2 separate regions of the Homo sapiens genome follow, and region 2 is linked to region 1. Evidence: read pairs that join two places in POLR2A ChIA-PET (ENCODE). Cell type or tissue: PC-9. All regions are shown on one strand. Each heading gives the region's core, and the rest is flanking DNA. Links, peaks and the distances in the headings are about the cores only.

What was found. Peaks named below come from ENCODE experiments on the same cell type or tissue, not always from the same donor. Only the 100,000 strongest peaks of a DNase experiment are listed, where the experiment ranks them.
Region 2: POLR2A ChIA-PET joins it to region 1 with 7 read pairs; 4 of 35 experiments call an interaction of 5 or more read pairs at or near these places.

The regions. Positions count from the first base shown.
Region 1 is chr1:42,560,690-42,571,722 of GRCh38, forward strand. It overlaps CCDC30 (coiled-coil domain containing 30), which reads left to right. Exons shown (of 21, transcript NM_001395517.1): 11 at 5,607-5,786. It overlaps LOC124904162 (a long non-coding RNA gene), which reads right to left. Exons shown (of 2, transcript XR_007066034.1): 2 at 10,132-10,471. It also overlaps the pseudogene RNU6-536P. Among named protein-coding and RNA genes, the nearest start is that of PPIH, 92 kb to the right of the region's middle. In PC-9, for the core only: no CTCF peak of the experiment used is centred there; no DNase peak of the experiment used is centred there.
Region 2 is chr1:42,684,035-42,695,067 of GRCh38, forward strand. YBX1 (Y-box binding protein 1) reads left to right here. Exons shown (of 8, transcript NM_004559.5): 3 at 9,456-9,489. Among named protein-coding and RNA genes, the nearest start is that of YBX1, 7.1 kb to the left of the region's middle. RefSeq lists a silencer at 6,627-6,676. In PC-9, for the core only: a CTCF peak has its summit at 6,974; a DNase peak (open chromatin) is centred at 8,607; H3K4me3 peaks cover 1,193 bases; H3K27ac peaks cover 2,552 bases.

The DNA.
Region 1 (11,033 bases), core at 4,090-8,089:
ATTAACAAAATAGACCACTAGCTAGACTAATAAAGAAGAAGGGAGATAAGCATCAAATAGACACAATAAAAATGACAAGAGGATATCACCATTGACTCTGCAGAAATACAAACTACCATCAGAGAATATTATAAACACCTCTATGCAAATAAACTAGAAAATCTAGAAGAAATGGATAAATTCCTGGTTGCATACACCCTACCAAGACTAAACCAGGAAGAAGTTGAATCCCTGAATAGACCAGTAACAAGCTCTGAAATTGAGGCAGTAATTAATAGCCTACCAACCAAAAAGAGCCCAGGACCAGACAGATTCACAGCTGAATTCTACCAGAAATACAAAAAGGAGCTGTTAGCATTCCTTCTGAAACTATTCCAAACAATTGAAAAGGAGGGACTCCTCCCTAACTCATTTTATTAAGCCAGCATCATTCTGATACCAAAACCATGAAGAGACACAACAAAAAAAGAAAACTTCAGGCCAATATCCCTGATGAACATCGATGCAAAAATCCTGAATAAAATACTGGCAAACCAAATCCAGCAGCACATCAAAAAACTTATCCACCACAATTAAGCTGGCTTCATCACTGGGATGCAAGGCTGGTTCAACATACACAAATGAATAAACATAATCCATCACATAAACGGAACCAAAGACAAAAACACATGGTTATCTCAATAGATGCAGAAAAGGCCTTTGATAAAATTCAACATCCCTTCATGTTAAAAACTCTAAATAACCTAGGTATTGATGGAACATATCTCAAAATAATAAAGAACTATTTATGACAAACTCATAGCCAATATCATATTGAATGGGCAAAAGCTGGAAGCATTCCCTTTGAAAACCAGTGCAAGACAAGGATGCCCTCTCTCACCATACCTATTCAATATAGTATTGGAAGTTCTGACCAGGGCAGTCAGGCAAAAGAAAGAAATAAAGGGTATTCAAATAGGAAGAGAGGAAGTCAAGTTGTCTCTGTAGATGACATGATTTTATATTTAGAAAAACCCATCATCTCAGCCCAAAAACTTCTTGAACTGATAAGCAACTTCAGCAAAGTCTCAGCATACAAAATCAATGTGCAAAAACCACAAGTATTCCTTTACACCAACAATAGGCAAGCAGAGAATCAAATCATGAATGAACTCCCACTCACAATTGCTACAAAGAGAATACCTAGGAATACAGCTAACAAGGGATGTGAAGGACCTCTTCAAGGAGAACTACAAACCACTGCTCAAGGAAATAGGAGAGGACACAAACAAATGGAAAAATGTTCCATCCTAACATCCTAATGGATAGGAAGAATCAATATCAGGAAAATGGCCATACTGACCAAAGTAATTTATAGATGCAATGCTATTCCCATCAAACTACCATGACATTCTTCACAGAATTAGAAAAAACTATTTTAAATTTCATATGGAATCAAAGAAGACCCCATATAGCCAAGACAATCCTAAGCAAAAAGAACAAAGCTGGAGGCATCACACTACCTGACTTCAAACTATACTACAAGGCTACATTAACCAAAACAGCATGGTAGTGGTACCAAAACAGACATATAGACCAATGGAGCAGAACAGAGACCTCAGAAATAACACCACACATCTACAACCATCTTATCTTCGACAAACCTGACAAAAACAAGCAATGGGGAAAGGCTCTCCTATTCAGTAAATGGTGCTGGGAAAACTGGCTAGCCATATGCAGAAAAATGAAACTGGACCCCTTCCTGACACCTTAAACAAAAATTAACTCAAGATGGATTAAAGACTTAAATGTAAAACTCAAAACCACAATAACCCTAGAAGAAAACCTAGGCAATACTATTCAGGACATAGCCATGGGCAAAGACTTCATGACAAAAACGCCAAAAGCAATTGCAACAAAAGCCAAAATTGACAAAATGAGATCTAATTAAACTAAAGAGCTTCTGCACAGCAAAAGAAACTATCATTAGAGTGAACAGGCAACCTAGAGAATGGGGGAAAAATTTTGCCATCTACCTATCTGACAAAGGTCTAATATCTAGAATCTACAAGGAACTTAAACATATTTACAAGAAAAAAACAACCCCATCAAAAAGTGGGTGAAGGATATGAACAGACACTTCTCAAAAGAAGACATTTACGTGGCCAACAAACATATGAAGAAAAGCTCAACATCACTGATCATCAGAGAAATGCAAATCAAAACCACAATGAGATACCATCTCATGCCAGTCAGAATGGCGATTATTAAAAAGTCAGGAAACAATAGATGCTGACGAGGCTGTGGAGAAATAGGAATGCTTTTACATTGTTGGTGGGAATGTAAATTAGTTCAACCATTGTGGAAGACAGCATGGTGATTCCTCAAGGATCTAGAACCAGAAATACAGTTTGACCCAGCAATCCCATTACTGGGTATATACCCAAAGAAATATAAATCATTCTACTGTAAAGACACATGCACACATATGTTTATTGCAGCACTATTTACAATAGCAAAGACATGGAACCAACTCAAATGCCCATCAGTGATAGATTGGATAAAGGAAATGTGGTATATATACACCATGGAATACTTTGCAGCCATAAAAAGGAATGATATCATGTCCTTTGCAGGGACATGGATGAAGCTGAAAGCCATCATCCTCAGCAAACTAACACAGGAACGGAAAACCAAACACTACATGTTCTCTCACTCATAAGTGGGAGTTGAACATTGAGAATACATCGACACAGAGAGGGGAACAACATACACCAGGGCCTGTTGGGGGTAGGGGGTGAGGGGAGGGAACTTAGAGGATGGGTCAATACGTGCAGCAAGCCACCATGGCACACGTATATCTATGTAACAAACCTGCACATTCTGACTATGTATCCTGGTTTTTTTTAGAAGAAATTTTTTTAAAAAGTGGCTGGGCGCGCTGGCTCACGCCTGTAATCCCAGCACTTTGGGAGGCCAAGGCGGGTGGATCACCTTCAGAAGTTGGAGACCAGCCTGACCAACATGGTGAAACCCCGTCTCTACTAAAAATACAAACATTAGCTGGGCATGGTGGCACGCACCTGTAATCCCAGCTACTCAAGAGGCTGAGGCAGGAGAATTGCTTGAACCCAGGAGGCGGAGGTTGTGGTGAGCTGAGATCGCACCACTGCACTCCAGCCTGGGCGACAAAGCGAGACTCCATCTCAAAAAAAAAAAAAGTGAGGCTTCTTCATAATTACATTATAACCCATTGAAGATTTTTTTTTCCTAGGGATCTTGCAGCTCTAAGAAAAGCATATTGTGTTTAGATTGCCTTTCTAGCTAAACCAAAATAGGAATTGAAGAGTTAACAGGACTTGAGGGCTTCTGTGTTACTTTAGGGACATAAGCAAGATAAAACTAAAATAATGACATGGGCTTTTTAGAAAGTTGTAGACAGGAGCATACTGGACCAGGACTAAGGAAACTCTAAGAATATCTTATCTATTGAATTGTATAAGATTGAATTCTTTATCTATTCAGCATACTACTTGTGCCTACCTTTGTAGAAAATCCAAATGACTATTCTCTTATTTCACTGAAGAAGCCTGATAGGAAAGTGTATTGCTGGTGTTTGATACATGTGCTTTTTTTACAGCTTTATTCAGGATTTTTGTTTTTTTTGAGACAGAGTCTCTGTCACTCAGGCTGAAGTGCAATGGCATGATCTTGGCTCACTGCAACCTCCACTTCCTGGGTTCAAGCAATTCTCATGCCTCAGCCTCCCAAGTAGCTGGGACTACAGGTGCGCACCATCACACCCAGCTAAGGGTTTCGCCATGTTGACCAGGCTGGTCTTGAACTCCTGACCTCCCAAAGTGCTAGCATTACAGGCGTGAGCCACCACGCCCAGCCTATTCAGGATTATTGACAAATGTTGTATGTTTGTGATGTACAACCTGATGTTTTGATTTATGTGTACATTGTGAAATGATTAAATCAAGCTAAGTTACATATGTATCATCTCACATACTTTTTTGTGGTGAGAACATTTAAGCTCTACTCTTTTAACAATTTTCAAGTATACAACACATTAAGTATAGTCACTATGTACATATCCAGAATTTATCCTGTCTATCTGAAACTTTGCACCCTTTGACCAGCATCTTCCCATTCCATGCCTCCCCTCCCCAGCCTCTCAACCACCATTCTACTTGCTGCTTCTGTGAGTTCAACTTTATGAGTTCAACTTTTTCAGAGTCCACGTATAAGTGAGATCATGCAGTATTTGTCTTTCTGCGCCTGGCTTATTTCACTTAGCATAATGCCCTCCAAGTTCATTCATGTTGTGACAAATGACAGGATTTCTGTCTTTTTAAAGGCTGAACAGTTTTGCATTGTATGTGTGTTTGTGTTGTGTGTGTATACTATATTTTCTTTTCCATTCATCCATTGATTGACACTTATGGAAAATGTTTCACATTTTTCTTGGCAAAGATTTTTTGGATGTGACTCTAAAAGCAAAAATAGACAAATGGGGTTGCGTCAAGTTAAAAAGCTTCTGCACAGCAAGGGAAACAATCAACAGAGTAAAAAGACAACCTACAGAATGGGCAAAAATATTTATGGATCATACGTCTGATAAGGGGTTAATACCCAAAATATATAAGAAACTCAAACAACTCAATAGCAAGAAAACAAATAATCCAATTTAAAAATAGGCAAAGGATGCAAATAGACATTCTCAAAAGAAGATGTGCAAAAGGCCAACAGGTATGTGAAAAAATGTTCAGCGTCGTGAATTATTAGGGAAATGCAAATTAAAACCACAATGAAATATCACCTCACACCTATTAGAATGGCTTTTATCAAAAAGACAAAAGGTAAGTGTTGGCAAGGATGTGGAGAAAATAGAACACTTCGACACTGTGGGTGGGAATGTAAATTAGTACAACCAATATGGAAAACAGTATGGAGGTTCCTCAAAAAATTAAAAATAGAGCTACCCATATGATCTAGCAATTCCGCTTCCAGGTATATATCCAAGGGATATGAAACCAGTATGTCAAAGAGATATCTGCAGAAGTGATGTGTGTGTGTGTGTGTACACAATGTAATACTATTCATCCTTGAAAGAATGTGTTTTATGGGAGTGTGTTTATGGGAGAAGAATCATCGGGAAATAAAAGAAAGTGATGAGGAAGGCTAGAAACTTAAGGTCTCTTACTAAATTTCCTCTTTCTTTTTGCCAACAGACACCACACAGACACACACACACACACACACATTCACACTCTACTTCTTAACATATGGACTCTTTGAACTTCCCATTTTAAATGTGTTTTACCCTAAAATTGTCTGTGCTTCTATCATTGATATGAAAAATAAGGTAAGTTGTCTGTGCCTAACTGCTTTTGTTAACATAATTTTATTGTTATTTTCACTCTAATATAACATGTATTATATGAACATGTATCAACTATCCATAAATGTAAAAGAGTAGTTTGCTGTAGATAAGCTAACTCCAAAAACATTTACATGTGAATAATCACATTCTGACAATTCCGGTTCTGACAACTTGAACCCATGTTTTACCAATATTCTTTCCAATTGTCTGTGTTTCTCTTTTAAAATGTTTGCTTTAGCATCCATCATCTGGAGAAAAACTAAAATACAACCAGCAAGGGGAAGTACAACAACTTCACCAGAATTTGCACCGGCTCCAGATTCTATGCAACTCAGCTGAAAATGAGCTTCGATATGAACGAGGGCAGAACTTGGACTTAAAGCAACATAATAGCTTACTTCAGGAAGAAAACATTAAGGTAACTCTTGTGGGCAAATGCTTTATGGAAGGGTTTCAGTTGGCCCTGGGAATAAACGAATCTAAGTTCCTCTACTTGATAATTCATGATAGGATCCACAAATATGTGGACAATGTGAGCTATCTGGTAACTTCCTCCTTTAACTTTTCCCTGCTAAGTAAGAATGTGTGTATTATCAACCTGTAAATAGAAAAAGGCATTAAATTACATAATCTTCTGAAAACACTATCTAAAATTTTTAGTACTTACTAAACTTCAGTGACCCGAGCCCTAAACCCTGGTTGTCCTGCCCTGTGTATCACTAGACTTATTTATCCCTATTAGATGTATCCATTATTATTGGTTCAGTCAGATCTCAACTGCACCAAGGTACAATTCGTGGGAGAACAAAGTTGTTCTTCCTAATACAACAGCATGAAATAGTTAAGGCAACATCCCCCAAAAGCTTGTTTAAAAATAATCTATGTAGAACTGCCATACACAGATTCAACTAAATTTTATGGACCACATAAATGTTTAAAATTAACCTCCGTGTAAAATAGTACTTCCTCTTAATTATGGTTCAATTCTGTAAATATACATTAAGGACTTAGTTTCTATAAGCCTCTATTGAAGGTTCTAAAATTCAACATTCAATATTCATATGCAATCTTGTAGACACACTGAGAGTTTAATGGTAGGCACAAAAATCCTTATCCCCATGGTGCAGGGGTCAGCAAACTTTGGCATGTAGGTCAAATTCTGTCTGCCTTCTGTTTTTATAAATAAAGTTTTATTGGCAGCCATATCTGTCTGTTTATATATTATGACTGCTTTTGTGCTACAGCAACAGATTTGATAGTTGTGATGAAACCATATGACCCACAAAGTCTAAAATATTTACTACCTGGCCCTTTATGAGAAAAGTTTGCCCACACCTGGTATAGCAGGATAAAATGATCTTATTTGAAAAGTGACATAAACATGGATAAGAAAGGTCCCTACTTTTCAAGAGCTCACAGTCTAGTAGGGGAGATATAGAGGAAAACAAATATCCGTTTATCCCAAACTTCAAGGAAGGCCTTCTAAGGGAGTTCTCGTATTCCGGGATTATTTGAATAAACCTCTTCCCTGTCCTCACCCTTCATGAGTTTTTGAAGACTGATCATATTCCTTCAAGCCTTTGTAGTTTTAAATTAAATTCTAAATCTTTATCACATGTTCTTATAAGACAGTCTTTCACTTTCCCTTCAAGGACATTTCTTAGATCATTTTAACTCTCCAACTCGGGACATATTCTAACAATACTACATATTTCTTAAGGAACAATGGCCAGAACTACACAGATTATAATGCCTTACATATGATTGGTACCCTATAAATATTTATTGGATTAATGAACAGTCTTTCAGGGATGGATAAATGATAGCTTGGTAACAAGAGAAGATTTTTATTTTTCACTGTTTGTAAAGAGCATGCAGTAAATTTAAAAAAAAAGAGAGAGAGAATTTTTTTTGTCTATTTTAATCTCCATGGTGAGATAAATTATTGGCCATTTAGAAATAAGACATCAGCCTCTTGATTAGCTCCTTTGGCCAGGCACCTATGAAAGTTATATATGATGAGTATCCTTTATTGAGAGTTTGTCCACTTTATCTCTTTTTGTTTGTTTGTTTCTGAGATGGAGTCTCGCTCTGTCACCCATGCTGAAGTGCAGTGGCATGATCTCTGCTCACTGCAACCTCCACCTCCCAGGTTCAAGAGATTCTCCTGCCTCAGCTTCCTGAGTTGCTGGGATTATAGGCGCATGTCACCACGCCCAGCTAATTTTTGTATTTTTAGTAGAGGCAGGGTTTCACCATGTTGGCCAGGCTGATCTCGAACTCCTGACCTCAGGTGATCCTTCCGGCTTAGCTTCCCAAAGTGCTGGGATTACAGGTGTGAGCCACCGGGCACTGCCTGTCTACTTTATCTCTTACGAACAGCCTCACAACCCTAAAGGGTCAGCACTTTATGGATGAGGAAACTGTTCAAGATTGCAAAGCTAACAAATTATAGAGTCAGAACTTGTCAAGTTTGTTTCTCTCTTTCCTTTATAGACATCTTGCCATATTACACCCCTCCTCAATTTGGGTCATTTTGGAACCTCAGCTTTACAAACTTAGGACTCACTTTTAAAAATCCACTCAAGGCCAGGTGCAGTGGCTGACACCTATAATCGTAGCACTTTGTGGGGCTGAGGTGAGCAGATCACTTAAAGTGCTCACGAGTTTGAGACCAGCCTGGCTAACATGGCGAAACCCCATCTCTACTAAAAGTCCAAAAAAAAAAAAAAAGAGTTAGCCGGGCATGGTAGCACACGCCTGTAGTCCCAGCTACTCGGGAGGCTGAGGCATGAGAATTGCTTGAATCCAGGAGGCAGAGGTTGCAGTGAGCCATGATCGGGCCACTGCAATCCAGTCTGGGCGACAGAGTGAGAATCTGTCTCAAAAAAAAAAAAAAAAAATCCATTCAAATTATCAAACTTGAGTATCTAGCTAATGTTAGGCATACTTATGAGACTAAGAAACAAAAACACATGCTCACTTTAGCAGCACATATACTAAAACTGGAATGATACAGAGAAGATTAGCATGGCCCCTGTGCAAGGATGACACGCAAATTTGTGAAGCGTTCCGTATTTTTTAAACTAAAGAGTTTCCGCACAGCAAAAGAAACTATCATCAGAATGAACAGGGAACCTACAGAATGGGAGAAAATTTTTGCAATCTGTCCATCTGGCAAAGGGCTAATATCCAGAATCTACAAGGAACTTAAACACATTTAGAAGAAAAAAACAACCCCATCAAAAAGTGGGTGAAGGATATGAACAGACGCTTCTCAAAAGAAGACATTTATGCAGCCAGCAAACATATGAAAAAAAGCTCATCATCGCTGGTCATTAGAGAAATGCAAATCAAAACCACAATGAGATACCATCTCATGCCAGTTAGAATGGCGATCATTAAAAAGTCAGGAAACAACAGATGCTGGCGAGGATGTGGTGAAATAGGAACGCTTTTACACTGTTGGTGGGAGTGTAAACTAGTTCAACCATTGTGGCAGACAGTGTGGCTATTCCTGAGGATCTAGAACCAGAAATACAATTTGACCCAGCAATCCCATTACTGGCTATACAGCCAAAGGATTATAAATCATTCTACTATAAAGACACATGCACATGTATGTTTATTGCAGCACTATTCACAATAGCAAAGACTTGGAACCAACCCAAATGCCCATCAATGATAGACTGGATAAAGAAAATGTGGCACATATACACCGTGGAATAATATGCAGCCATAAAAAAGAATGAGTTCATGTCCTTTGCAGGGACATGGATGAAGCTGGAAACCATCATTCTCAGCAAACTAAAACAGGAACAGAAAACCAAACACTGCGTGTTCTCACTCATAAGTGGGAGCTGAACAATGAGAACACATGGACACAGGGAGCGGAACATTACACACCAGGGCCTGTCAGTGGGTGGGGGACAAGGGGAGGGATAGCATTAGGAGAAATACCCAATGTAGATGACAGGTTGATGGGTGCAGCAAACTACCGTGGCACATGTATACCTATGTAACAAACCTGCGTGTTCTGCACATGTATCCCAGAACTTAAAGTATAATTTAAAACTAAAATAAATTAATTATTTAAAAATTTAAAAATAAATAAAAATAGTGGCTTGGTGCAGTGGCTCAAGCCTACAATCCTAGGGCTTTGGGAGGCCAAGGCAGGAGGATTGCTTGAGCCCAGGGATTTGAAGCTGCAGTGAGCTATGATCACACCACTGCACTCCAGCCTGGGTAATAGAGTGAGGCCCTGTCTCAAAAAAAAAATTAAATAAACATTAAAATATCACTTTTTCTTTAAAAAAAAGAAAAAGAAACCAAAATACTAACTTATTGCTTTTAAATCATTTTGTTATAAAATATAACACTTAGAAAATGCATAAAACATACAGTTTACCTAGTAGTCATAAAGTAAATAGACAACTAAACACTACCCAGGAGAAGAAATAGAACAATGCCAGCACACTAGTGGCCCCTGCACACCTTGTCCCCATCATAATCCCATCACCTTACCACCCAAAATTAGTAGTAACTGCTAATTTTGGTAATAACTCTCTTGCTTTACTTTATAGTTTTATCAACTATTTATGAATCTCATACAATATAGTTGTTTTCCCTATTTTTCAAAATTATATTTCAAAAATATAATCAGTATTTATACCTTGTGTCTGCCTTATGATAACTTTGTCTGCAAGATTCATTCCTGTTATAGTGTATAGCCATTATTTATTCATTTTCTTTACAATATAGTATTCTATTGTAAGAAAATGCCATACTTTATTTATTTTTTCTGTGGCTTATGGACATTTTACGTGTTTCCAGCTTGGGGATGTTAAAAAGAATGTTGTAGGCTTGCAGAGCCTCAGGCAGATTGCTGCTTTGTCACCACCAGTACCAAGACGCTGATGTAGATCCTCTTCTTGGTGCTCGACTGTCCCAACTTGAAGCTGAAGAAGCTGCCTTGGATGCATAGGTCATTGGCCATAACAGTGTTTGCCCCAGTGTTGTCTTATTTCATCATTACCAGCATCGCCAAAACCTTAAGTGTTGACTCTTTGATCACAGGCCCAAGAGGCCTTTACCTTTCTTGGCCTGTGGAGTAAATAGACAATATATTATGAAAGGACTTGTATGTACCCTTTCTGTTTACAATGAGATGTTTAGGTTTCTTAATTTTGAACAAATTCAATTTACCAAATATTCCAGAACACTTGATTTCTTCTTTTTCTTTGATTTGTTTCTTATCTATTCATTGTCTGTGTCTTACTTTTTTCATAGTAAGATTGTTCTTGAAAAATGAAACTTCTAGGCTTTCTAAAAGGCTGGAGTGCCTTTTTAGAAGAAGTCAACAGCTAATAGATTTGTTCTTATCATTGAAATTTCAAAAGTTATACCAACCCTCCAAAATAAAATGAGAAAATGAAAAAAAAAAATGAACCAGAAGGTGAGCTGGTTTAGAATGGCAAGGTGGGAAATGGGTTTTTACTAGAAAAATAGGAAGTTTATTAAAACTTGATTGAGAATTTCTTTTTGGTAATATCAATGAGATAAGCGTATTACATTTTTTCCTGTTGACCTACATTGATCCACCAATGATATCAAGGCATTTGCTCTTAGGGTTTAATTTCTTTACTTCTACATACACTCATTTCAT
Region 2 (11,033 bases), core at 6,715-10,714, 130 kb after region 1:
AATATATTTACAAGAAAGTGGTTTTTTTTCCTTCTTCCGTTCTTATTTTTCATTCTTCCTTGTCCTAGAATCATAACTGGTTAAGTCGATTTCTGTTAGATCCCTGGCTGTAGCTTATTAGAGTGGCCATAGTCACTGGTAACTTGACATTTTTCTTCCTGTTTGAAGGCAAAGCTGCAGACACGTCTTTAGGACTTACCCTTCGGGTTGTTTGTAGGAGTGGTGGTGGTAACGTGCAGTAGACGCACTGTATTCCATGGGCTCCCTTGTAAGCCGGGCATCATTTTCAAGATGGCTGCCAAGGCTAGTAGTGCTAGTTACATGGGTGCAGAGCACTGGGTATGCCAGTAGCAATCTTGGCCTCACAGGTATGGTACTTAGTGCCATCTCAGCATTGTCTTGCTTGCTTACTGTAGAAGACCTAAGCAGATGATTAAAAGAACAATGTGGAATGGACAACAAATGGGCAAAATCAAGCTTAAGGACAGAATCATTGCCTGATGAAAAACTGTTCATTAATCAATCATAGAGTATTGTGGAAACACTCAGAGTAAGAGATAAGCATTTGGTGATCTATTCTCTACTTTTGCAATTGTGGGAAAATATTTTGTTTCTTCCAAAATCTTAGGATTTTCCATCTTGTTATATACTGTTTGCTTTCCTGGCTGGCCGAAACTACGTTTTTCATTAATTTTTTGATAATGGCTTACTAGCAAGAAGGAAGGGAATGCTTATATATAATTGGCATACTGATAGCTTTTTAACTGATCTCTCTGAACTTTCTAGTGTTTTAGTTTGTATTTCTGTCTTACTCTGATTATCGTTACTAGTCTAACCCTTAAACCAGTGGTTTTCAAATTTAAGTGTGCTTACCTTGGGAGGGTGTGATGTAAGTGGTGAGTTCCTCCTTCTGAGCCTTGGATTCATTAGGTCTGGGTACATTTTTAACAGGAATGATAATGGTCTTCGGGCCATACCTTCAAAATCACTGCTTTTAACCCTTGACCCAATGTAATGGTAACTCTGGTGTGCAAATTTGCAGCCTTTTCAGCGGATAGATTGCAGGTTTTGTATGTGTTGAAGAAGTTTTAGCATGTGCCTTGTTTCGCTGCATTTTTTTTAAGTAGGCATAGGTTATGACATTTTTTGAAATCAACAGTTTTGTCCAGAATAAGAGTAATATCTTTACATTTTTTAAGTATTTAGTCCATGAGATACTGTTCATTGAATATCTCTATTCTGAATTGGAATCAACTCAATTGGTCATCCTCCAGGGCAAGTTATGAATTGGCTTTTGATGGTCCTTTGTTTGGACTATCCTAACCTCAATTATTTTGTCAAATTAACTGGTTAAAATGTTCTTTATGCTTCTGAACTGGTTTTAATGATTCTGGGACTTTTTTAATAAGATGCTGTAAAATCTGACTCCAATTAAATACAGGGAAGATTTGCTTTAATTAAGGAAAATGTATGTGATAAAAGAAATCACTTTGGAAGCTAGCAGTTGGTTCTATATGTAGTTCGTGTAGTGGAACAAATAGACTTGGCTGGAGGCACCTGTCTCTTATGAGGGAGGGAGACAGACTGACACATAACGTGCTGTTTTCTGTATAAAGGAGAGGGTGCAGTGTTCGGGATGACTATTGTGACGACTTTTAATTGGGGTTTTTGGATGCGCTGGATTATATATGCTAGGATTGTAAGGAATTTTTATAATTACAATATTGTATGTAAATTTTCTGCCTTTAAAGACATAATTTCATTGTAAATGTGTTTATTCCAGCCTGAATTACCACCTGATGAATTGTTACAACCTTGTTAGAATTAATTCATGAAAGGGCTTCTCCCTGATGGTTATATTGTGAAGAAGGTGCTAAGTAACATGAGCATAGAGCTTTTAAAAATAGCAGAAGTTTTGGCTTTATTTTGTTAGACTGTGTAATCTAGAAATTCTAAGAAATTCATTGAGTTATTCTTTTGTGAACTGTGTCTACAAAACATAATCGGAGAATGTGACTAGAGGGGTTTATTAGCTCCCCCCAGATTACTGTTGAATTTTGTTAGTGGTTGAGTATTGATCCATATTCACCAAAGATTACCATGAATTGGCAACAGTTTATAGTGACCAGAATAGGAATATTTTTCTGTTTCCAGAGTACTTAAAATGTTTAAATTAATAATTCTTAATGTTTTGAGGTGAAAGAATTTGGAGCAGAGGTCACAAATTTGTGACCTTCTGGCTAAAACTACTCCCAGATGCTTTGATTAGACAGTACAGTATTTTTTAAAGGAATTGGGATTAATTACTAACATTTATAATTCAGGAGATAACACCAAGTAATCCAGATTATTATATTTTTAAGATCTGAACTTTAGCTGGCTTTGGGGGCCTGTATTTCCACATAAGTAAAAACCACCTGGCCATATTGTCACCACATTTAGGTGGGGTATACTTTTTTTACGACAGCCTTCACGCCTGGCCTCTGTGTATGCATTTGAGTTTATTACCCATGGTCTAGGAAGATGTAATAAACCAAGCCAGGGAAAGGTTTGGCTATCTCTCTTTAGTCACGCCTATCAGGTTTAGTCTCCCTTTGGGGTGGGGGCTCCCTTGTGGGGATTCCATATGTACATAACTGATAGGTGACTTCCAACACATGTTGGTGAAAATAGATACAGCTAACAAGTATTTATACTAGGGTCTATAGTAAGTGCTTAAAATGAGCCAATTTACTTAATCTTTAAAAACCTTTGAGGCGTAGGTACTGTCATTCTGAGGCACAAAGGAGTTGTTACTTGTCCCCATAAGCATAGGTGATAAGTGGCAGGATTGGAACTGTTTTTTGACTCTGGAGTTAGTGTTCACCAACTGCTCTTATGCTGTCTCTGAAATAGACCCTAGCCATTTTCAATTTGGTTGTTGTCCACATAGTTACAGATAATTTCTTAGGGTGATTATTTTTAGCCGTTGAAAGACTCTTAAATGATCCAAGTATGTCACTGGGGCTCTTGTCTGCTGACTTGCTAGGTCCTGGATTTGAAAAGTTTTCTGCCTTTCACTATCTACTTTGTGAAGTTTGGGATTGTTAAAAGTTCTAGTTTAGCATGTAGGTCAGCTATACAAATAAAAGGACTTGCTTAATTCCTGATACTGGGAGGTGAAGAATTAAAGGAGAGAATGTTGCACCTTATCTCCCTTAATCTTTTTTTTTTGTATGGCCTGCAAGGTAAGACTGAATATTGCCTTTTTAAAGGGTGATTTTTCTTGAGATGGAGTTTCACTCTTGTCACCCAGGCTGGAGTGCAATGGCACGATCTTGGCTCACTGCAACTCCGCCTCCCAGGTTCAAGCGATTCTCCTGCCTCAGCCTCCCGAGTAGCTGGGATTACAGGCGCCCGCCACCACACAGGCTAATTTTGTATTTTTAGTGGAAACAGGGTTTCTCCATGTTGGCCAGGCTGGTCTCAAGCTCCTGACCTCAGGTGATCCACCCGCCTAGGCCTCCCAAAGTGCTGGGATTACAGGTGTGAGCCACTGCGCCCGGCCTCTAAAGGGTGATTTTTTTTTCTTTTTTAAAGGTGGCGGTGTAAAGTACTTACTGTGTGGTTGTTGGTTGTTTGAAGTGGAGTCTCTCTGTGTTGCCCATATGGGTCTTGCACTCCTGGGCTCAAGTGATCTTCCAGCTTCAGCCTCCCAAATGTGTGGTTCTTAATAGAAGTGTAAACCTTTGGAAGGATGTCATTACCAAAAATCTCTTGGGCTGTTAAAGTCACACTGATCTTAACTTGATCACAGTAGATCCATTGCTAAGCCACATAAGTCATGGGTAGACCGTAACATAACTGACAAAATGTTTTGGCACTAGGGAAGGTTTAAAGACTTTTCTGCAGGTGCTGCTAAGGGAGAGATGTCGAAGGTTCCAAACTGGAACCCTAAAGACAAACATCAATGACATGTATGCAGGAGACATTAGGAGAGATTTGTATGCTGGTTATATTAACCATTGATCTTAAGCTGGCAAGAAGTCATCCGTGTTCACCAAGTCACTGATACGTGACTTGGAGAATACTAGTAGGTCCCACTCCCTGTGTCCTCCCAAAGTACAATCCTTTACTCTTGAAATCTAGGATAGAGAACTAGTATCCAGTTTGACTCGTGAACAATGTGAGTTTGAACCACACAAGTCCACTTACACACAGATTTTTTTTGATAAATATATTGGAAAAATGTTTGGAGATTTGCAACAACCTGAAAACTTCAGATGAACCACATAGCCAAGAAGTATCCCCCAAAATAAGGAAAAGTTGAGTATGTTGTAGATACTAGTCTGTTTTATTATTTACTACCATAAAATGTACACAAATGCATTAGAAAGTTAATACAGCCATTTGCAGTTGAGAAATGTAAACAAACATAAAGATTCAGGCAGCATTAAATCATAACTGCACGACATTCACTGTAGTAATATTGTACTATTATAATATGTAGCCACTGCCTATTGCTACTGCAGTGAGCCCCTTAAAATGCCATGTGACGCTAATCATCTTCACATGAACAGTTTATCTCTCCAGTAAATTGCATGTCAGTAAAAAGAACTTGTAGTACACAGGTATTGTGGTTTAGTGCAATACTGTAAGTCTTCAATAGCACCATGGGACCCATGCAAAGTGGCGCTAGTGATGCTGAGAAAAGTCATGGCATTGTAAGAAAAAGTTCAGTTGCTCGATATGTGCTATAGATGAGGTCTACAGCTGGAATTACCTTTCAGACAGATGTACACTTACCGTATCGATAAGTGCAGTACTGTACATGTATTTTCTCTTACAACTTTCTTAGCATTTTCTTTTCTGTAGCTTTATTGCAAGAATACAGTATATAATACATATAAGACAGAAAATGTGTTAAGGATTTATGTTACCAGTAAGGCTTTCCAGTCACGAGTAAGCCATTAAATTTTGGAAGAGTCAAAAGTTACAGGCAGATTTCAACTGTGCAGCAGGTTGGCACCTCAAACTTCTATCCACCCTCATAGATACTGAGTTATTCAAGGATACACTGTATTACCTTCCTGTCCCCCTAGTCCTGGGGCTGCAGTTGCTGAGTTTGCTACCCTCCAGTCTTAGCCCTTGGAAACATACAGTTTGTCCGAAGGCAGAATCATAGACAATATGTGGGAAACAGAAGTGAGTCTGTTGGGTGTGAAGGGTGTTTAATAGAGAAGAAATACAAAGATAAGTGGACATTATTATCTTACAGTCATCTACAAGGCTTGGAAATTGGTATCTGGTTGCTTTAGGTTATGGAGCATATAGATGGTAAATCCTGGAGTTTTTATAACCACAGGATTGTAAATTAGTGTATGCAGTTACGTGAATTAAGGTGTTAGACTAGTGTGGTCTGGTGATCTGCAACAAAGTAGTAGTATAAGAGCATTTAGTTACGGATAAATTTATGTATAATAAGTCTTATTTAAGGCAATACTGTGGATTGGCAAAAAAGTTTTCTAAAATTTAGCTTATTTTTTATGTAGATATACAGCTAGGATAAAGATAGTTATGTTTTAAAAGGAGTGGGAGGGGGGTCAAACATGGTGAACATGCTGGAGTAGAGTCCGGGAGTTTGGATGGATTGGGCCATGAAAAGCAAATGCTAGAATTCCTAGTTCCTGTGGCATGGAGAATTATCTGGCAAGCTGTAATTGTCTTTTGACTTACTAAAAAGTTTTCCAGGGAAGTTAAATTTTTTTGCCTTTGTTTTCCCATTTTGAGTTGCATTTTGTCTATTTTTAAGACCCTTACCAATCTGGATAGGCCATAGTATAGGAGTGGTAGCAATTAGATTTTAATTTAGAAATCTGGCTAGTATTAGTGAATAGTAAATGCCCAATAAATACTAAAAAGATTTGAGTACCTACCTTAGTAATGTAAGTTATTAAGTGTTTAGTGTAGTTTTTCTCATTTTGCAGGTAAAAAAGCCAATGAGGCAGCTTTCCTAGGTTACACAGCTGTTAATAGTTGAGTCAAGACTAAAAATCTAGCAGGGCGTGGTGGTGCATACCTGTAATCCCAGCTACTCATGGCTGAAGTGCAAGAACTTGAACCCCGAAGGCAGAGGTTGCAGTGAGCCAAGATCGCTACTGCACTCCAGCCTAGGCAACAAAGTGAGACTCCATCTCAAAAAAAAATTGAGTACTGTTATTTCTTTTTCTTTTCTTTTTTTTTTTTTAAGATCTGCAAAGGGGTTTAATAATGCAAATATCACATATATTTCCATTTTTAACACCATATTTAAGTTTTCCATTTTCTTAACAATAGAAAGTGATAAAAATGTTTTTCCCAATGTAATAATACAAATGGAAAATATTATAGACAGTCATACACTAACCCAATGAATAAGATTCACCAGAAGCAAAATCTATTTTGGGGGTCCTATATTGTTACATATATACAGGGCACCAGAACCACATTTAGACTAATACTTTTTATTTCTAGTTAAAACAATGCAGGGCACTCCTGTGACCTGCAAATCTAATTGTACATATGTATGTGTCAGACTGTGCAGGTGGCCAAGAAGAATAGAAAGAAAGACTTTATCCAGCTTTGGAGTTCAGGGCCTGATTGCCCCAGCTTTAGCCCATAGGAACTTGACAGCTTGTTCATACCTCTCATCTTTAGTCATAGTTTCTCTTTCTCCAACCCCTTTTCTCCCTAACTACCCTGTGCCATTTAGACTGGAAATTCTAACAGGTAGCTTTTTCTTTCTGAATTATCTTTACTACTGTATAATTTTTATTTTCAGAATATTCCTTATTTCTACATCTTGAAGACATTTCTTTCTAGTAGATGGGGGAGCTAGAGCTTACATTCACTGCCGGAAAAGGGTCAGTTCCAGTGTTAATTTCCCAGCAAACACCTGAGAGAAAAACTGAACAGAAAAGAATAGTGATGGCTGGCAGAGAGTGACACCTGCACCCAGAAAGCTGCACTGCAGCTGTCTAATATTTGAGGGTCTCTTTTGTTATAACTGCCAGTTTAAACTAGAGATTCTGGCTGGTTGCAAATTCAAAGCAGATCAATACATTTAAATCACTGGTTCAACAAATCACTCTTTTTAATGGTATAATGTTTTTATTGCAATTGAGGACGTTTTCAGTAAATACCTTGAGCTTGAGGCCCTGGCTAAGTATTCCTTTTGCAATACTGTTTTTACTGTCATGACACTGGTCAGTGAACTGTGTTAGTTTCACATATCTATCTATGTACCCACAAAACACCTCCCTGTCTTTGCAGGAGTGACATTACCCTGTGTGTAATGGCAGCCTTGTGCTTTCTCTGTGCAGAGACAGGGTCTTGCTCTGTTGCGCAGGATGGAGTACAGTGGCATGATTATAGCTCACTGCACCCTCATTTCCGGGACTTGAATGGAGGCCCGGCTAATTTTTTATTTTTTATAGATATAGGGTCTCGCCACGTAACTACTTTTAATTATTTTTATTGCCGGGTATGATGATATTGATATGTGAATACCTGTTGTAACTACATTAGAAGGCATAACAAACAGTCAGAGCCACCACAAAATGGATTGATAAAGAAATGATGTATTACCCAGATACCATGAGTAGCATTATCAGTAATGAAAAATTCTCCACAGAAGCTGCATTTTTAGTGAATTTAATGCGTATTAAAACAGTACAGAAATACATACATGACTCAGATAACAATAAACAAATTTACTTTCTATACCAAATCTTTACATAGTCTTCTAGCAACTAACACCCACCACTTCCATTAATGCAGATAGTGCTCCCTATCTTTGGAAAAAAATTTTATTTTTTTATTTTTTTTGAGATGGAATCTCACTCTGTTGCCCAGGCTGGAGTGCAGCAGCTCACTGTAACCTCCGCCTCCTAGCTTCAAGCAATTCTCCTGCCTCACCCCCCAGAGTAGCTGGGACTATAGGCACACACAGCCACGCCTGGCTAATTTTTTGTAATTTTAGTAGAGACGAGGTTTCACGATGTTGGCCAGGCTGATCTTGAACTCTTGGCCTCCCAAAGTGCTGGGATTGCAGGCGTGAGCCACTGCACCCGGACTGGAAAAACTTTAAATACCCTGCCAGGGGAAGTATTGCCCCTGTTGAAAATCACTATTCTAGACTTTGCCTGTATTTGCCTTTCTTACTCTACCAGTTTTTTATTGTATTTCCCCTTAGAGCCTTAGAGTTTGAAATTCAGTCATATTGGAGAGCAGAACTAATAAATGATGGCTGTAATCTGTTTTTGTGGTGCCTATGGAGTTATGGACAGATGGACATTAGGTACAGCCATCATTTCCCTAGGCAATCCTAATCATCTAGCTTGAAAGGTCAGTTTTCAGTCACTTGCCTTAAGTCGCTTTTACAGTTTACCTGTTCTGTTTTTTTAATTATCCTGTTCCCATCAATTAAAAATGTTCTTATAATAATCCAAGCTATAATTTACAGGTCAGATTTAAAGTTAATTTTATGTGGATCCTTTGATGCATATGTTGCCCCCAGTTCAGCAAGAAGCTAACAGTCAGTAAGCCAGTTTGTCCAGTTCATTGTAACCTTTGTTCCCTTTGTCATTAAACGCTAGAGCTACTACTGAGCTTTTTCTCACTCTGACCTGACGGAGTAAAGAGGGTGAGGCAGGCCACTGCAGGCCTGGAAATCCGTTTCCTTCTCCAGTGGTGATTCTTGCTCCTCGTGTTATCACCTTAATCCCAATATCCAGGCTAAAAAGTGAGATTATTCTCTACCCCCTCGCTTCTGACATCCAGTCATCCACAAAGTTTCTCATTTTGCCTCAAAAAGAGATCTCAAATGTCTTTTTATACATGGCTCCGTGGTCTAAACCTTCATCAGTCCTTGTCTGGACTTGTGGAGTAGCTTTTATAACTGGGCTTTTCTTACATTCAAACATACCTTATCACCCAAAGGTCACAGTTCCCATTAGGTTTCACTCTTTGCGTTATACATTCTGTTGGTGGGGAGGGGGGTTCTCATTTTTATGATCTCAAGGAAAGTTGGTAGTTGGGAGATGCAGGATAAGGTGAGAATGTAACTACTACTTCTGTTGGTAACCATGCTCTAGAGGTAAGAGGAGGGTGTGCTAGAACAGTTAATGTTTAATAGGATAAGGAGGGGCAGAATATATTTTGCTAGTCATTGCTACCCTCTTAATTATGGCTCAGTAGGTCACACTTTAATTTCTTAGACTTTTTTTTTTTTTTGCCTATCTTACGGGTAATGAGGCTACAACTGTTTGCAACTGCTGAAGTCTTGAAAGCAGAGAGCATGGTGGCTTGTGTTTTTTGATTTTTGCCAAATTTCCTGGTACCTAATTGGCAGCCAGAGAGTCTCTGGGAAAATTAATCTTTGACAACATGAGATTTATTTCATTTTCTAACTTGTTCAACTTGGTTCTGTCTTGCAGGAATGACACCAAGGAAGATGTATTTGTACACCAGGTGAGTGCTTGTGTAGATATTTGCACTTCTGATTCAAGGATTGTAAGAAGAAAAGGTTAGATATGTTCTCAGCTTTTGTTCCTTATAAAAGGTTAAGTCCAACCACCAGTTTATTTACTTACGACAGGAGTAGTAGCATGCTTAAAAATGTATACGTGGAAATGTGTTAGAGTTGACTTAATTATCCTAGACATTTCAAATTGGAATTTTGTCAACAGCTGTGGCTTTCTCAAATGTTGAGTCAAACTCACTGCATTAAATATTTATACCTAATTTCAGATGAACAGATTATTCCATGATTCTAAAGTTGAACAAATAATGTTGCTATAAATACACAGAAACTTTGGCAAGAAGTTTTCAAAGGCTTTTAGGTGTACCTGTAGGGACAAATCTCCATAATCAAGGGTAAATAAGACAGACCTGCAAAACATAGTAATTGAAGTGAGTACTTGAAAAGTAGCATAAAGAGCCTTCTGCTTACTTTAAATCACTTTGAATGGGTATTGGGTTTTTTTTTTTTTTAAACCTTTGGAGAGTTTTGGCTGGCTTGGAAAATGAAAAAATTTCACTAGTTTAAGGTTAAGTGGGGGGAAGTGTGACAAGGTTGGCAGCTGCTCATTAAATAATTTTTAGATTGGCTTCCAGTGATTTGGGAAGAGAAAACTGTTAACATAGGATGAGTACTGATGAGTACTGCATAGTGAACTTTCTCCCTAAGTATCATTTAGGGAAAATGTTTGCACATTCAGGAATTAAGATTATTACTAATGTAAACCACTGCCAAGTGTATGTTAATACTTCAAATTTAGATATGCTGTAGGCTACATTGAATGTACTTATCCTCACAGATACGAAATGAGTAGGAAAAAATATGTTTGTGCTATCAGTTTTCTCACTAAGGCTTTTGAAATATTGTCAACTTGTATTAAAATTAGAGACCATAACTACTTTTTTGTACTATAATCCAGAAATCAAAAGACCTAAAAGTTAATATCCATACTCACATTTAATTAGATACTAGCTTTTATGGCAGCATGTTTCATAGGAAGGGCTGTCATAGGTTGGTGCTTTGTAGCTCACTGAAGTGTCCTACACAGTATTTGATGACAAGGAGGAAGCTATATCAATTTCTAGTACACCCAAACCCAATCAGGTAGTTCAGGGTCAAATGTAATTATGGAATCATTTAAATTCTAAATGTAAATAAATACAGGACTACTTCAGACAAAATGTTGTTTTAAAGTAGATGTTTTATAAAATTGGTATTCTTGTTTGGAAGAACACAGCTCAACTGTTCCTTACTCCCCTTCTGCATGTTCAAAAGAATGTGTAGACTTAGGAACAAGAGACAGCAAAGTTTCTCGGTCTTGTTGCCTGTTGGCAACCCTTAAGGGTTGGGGTTGGGGCAGGGGTGGAGATGTTGATAAAAATAAAGAGTTGGGATTTTAATTATCCATAATTCTGCTATCCCCTATGACTGCAGGTAATTGATAGTTGGCTATATCTGAAAGGTATGAAAACTATGTGACAGTTTAGATGACAGA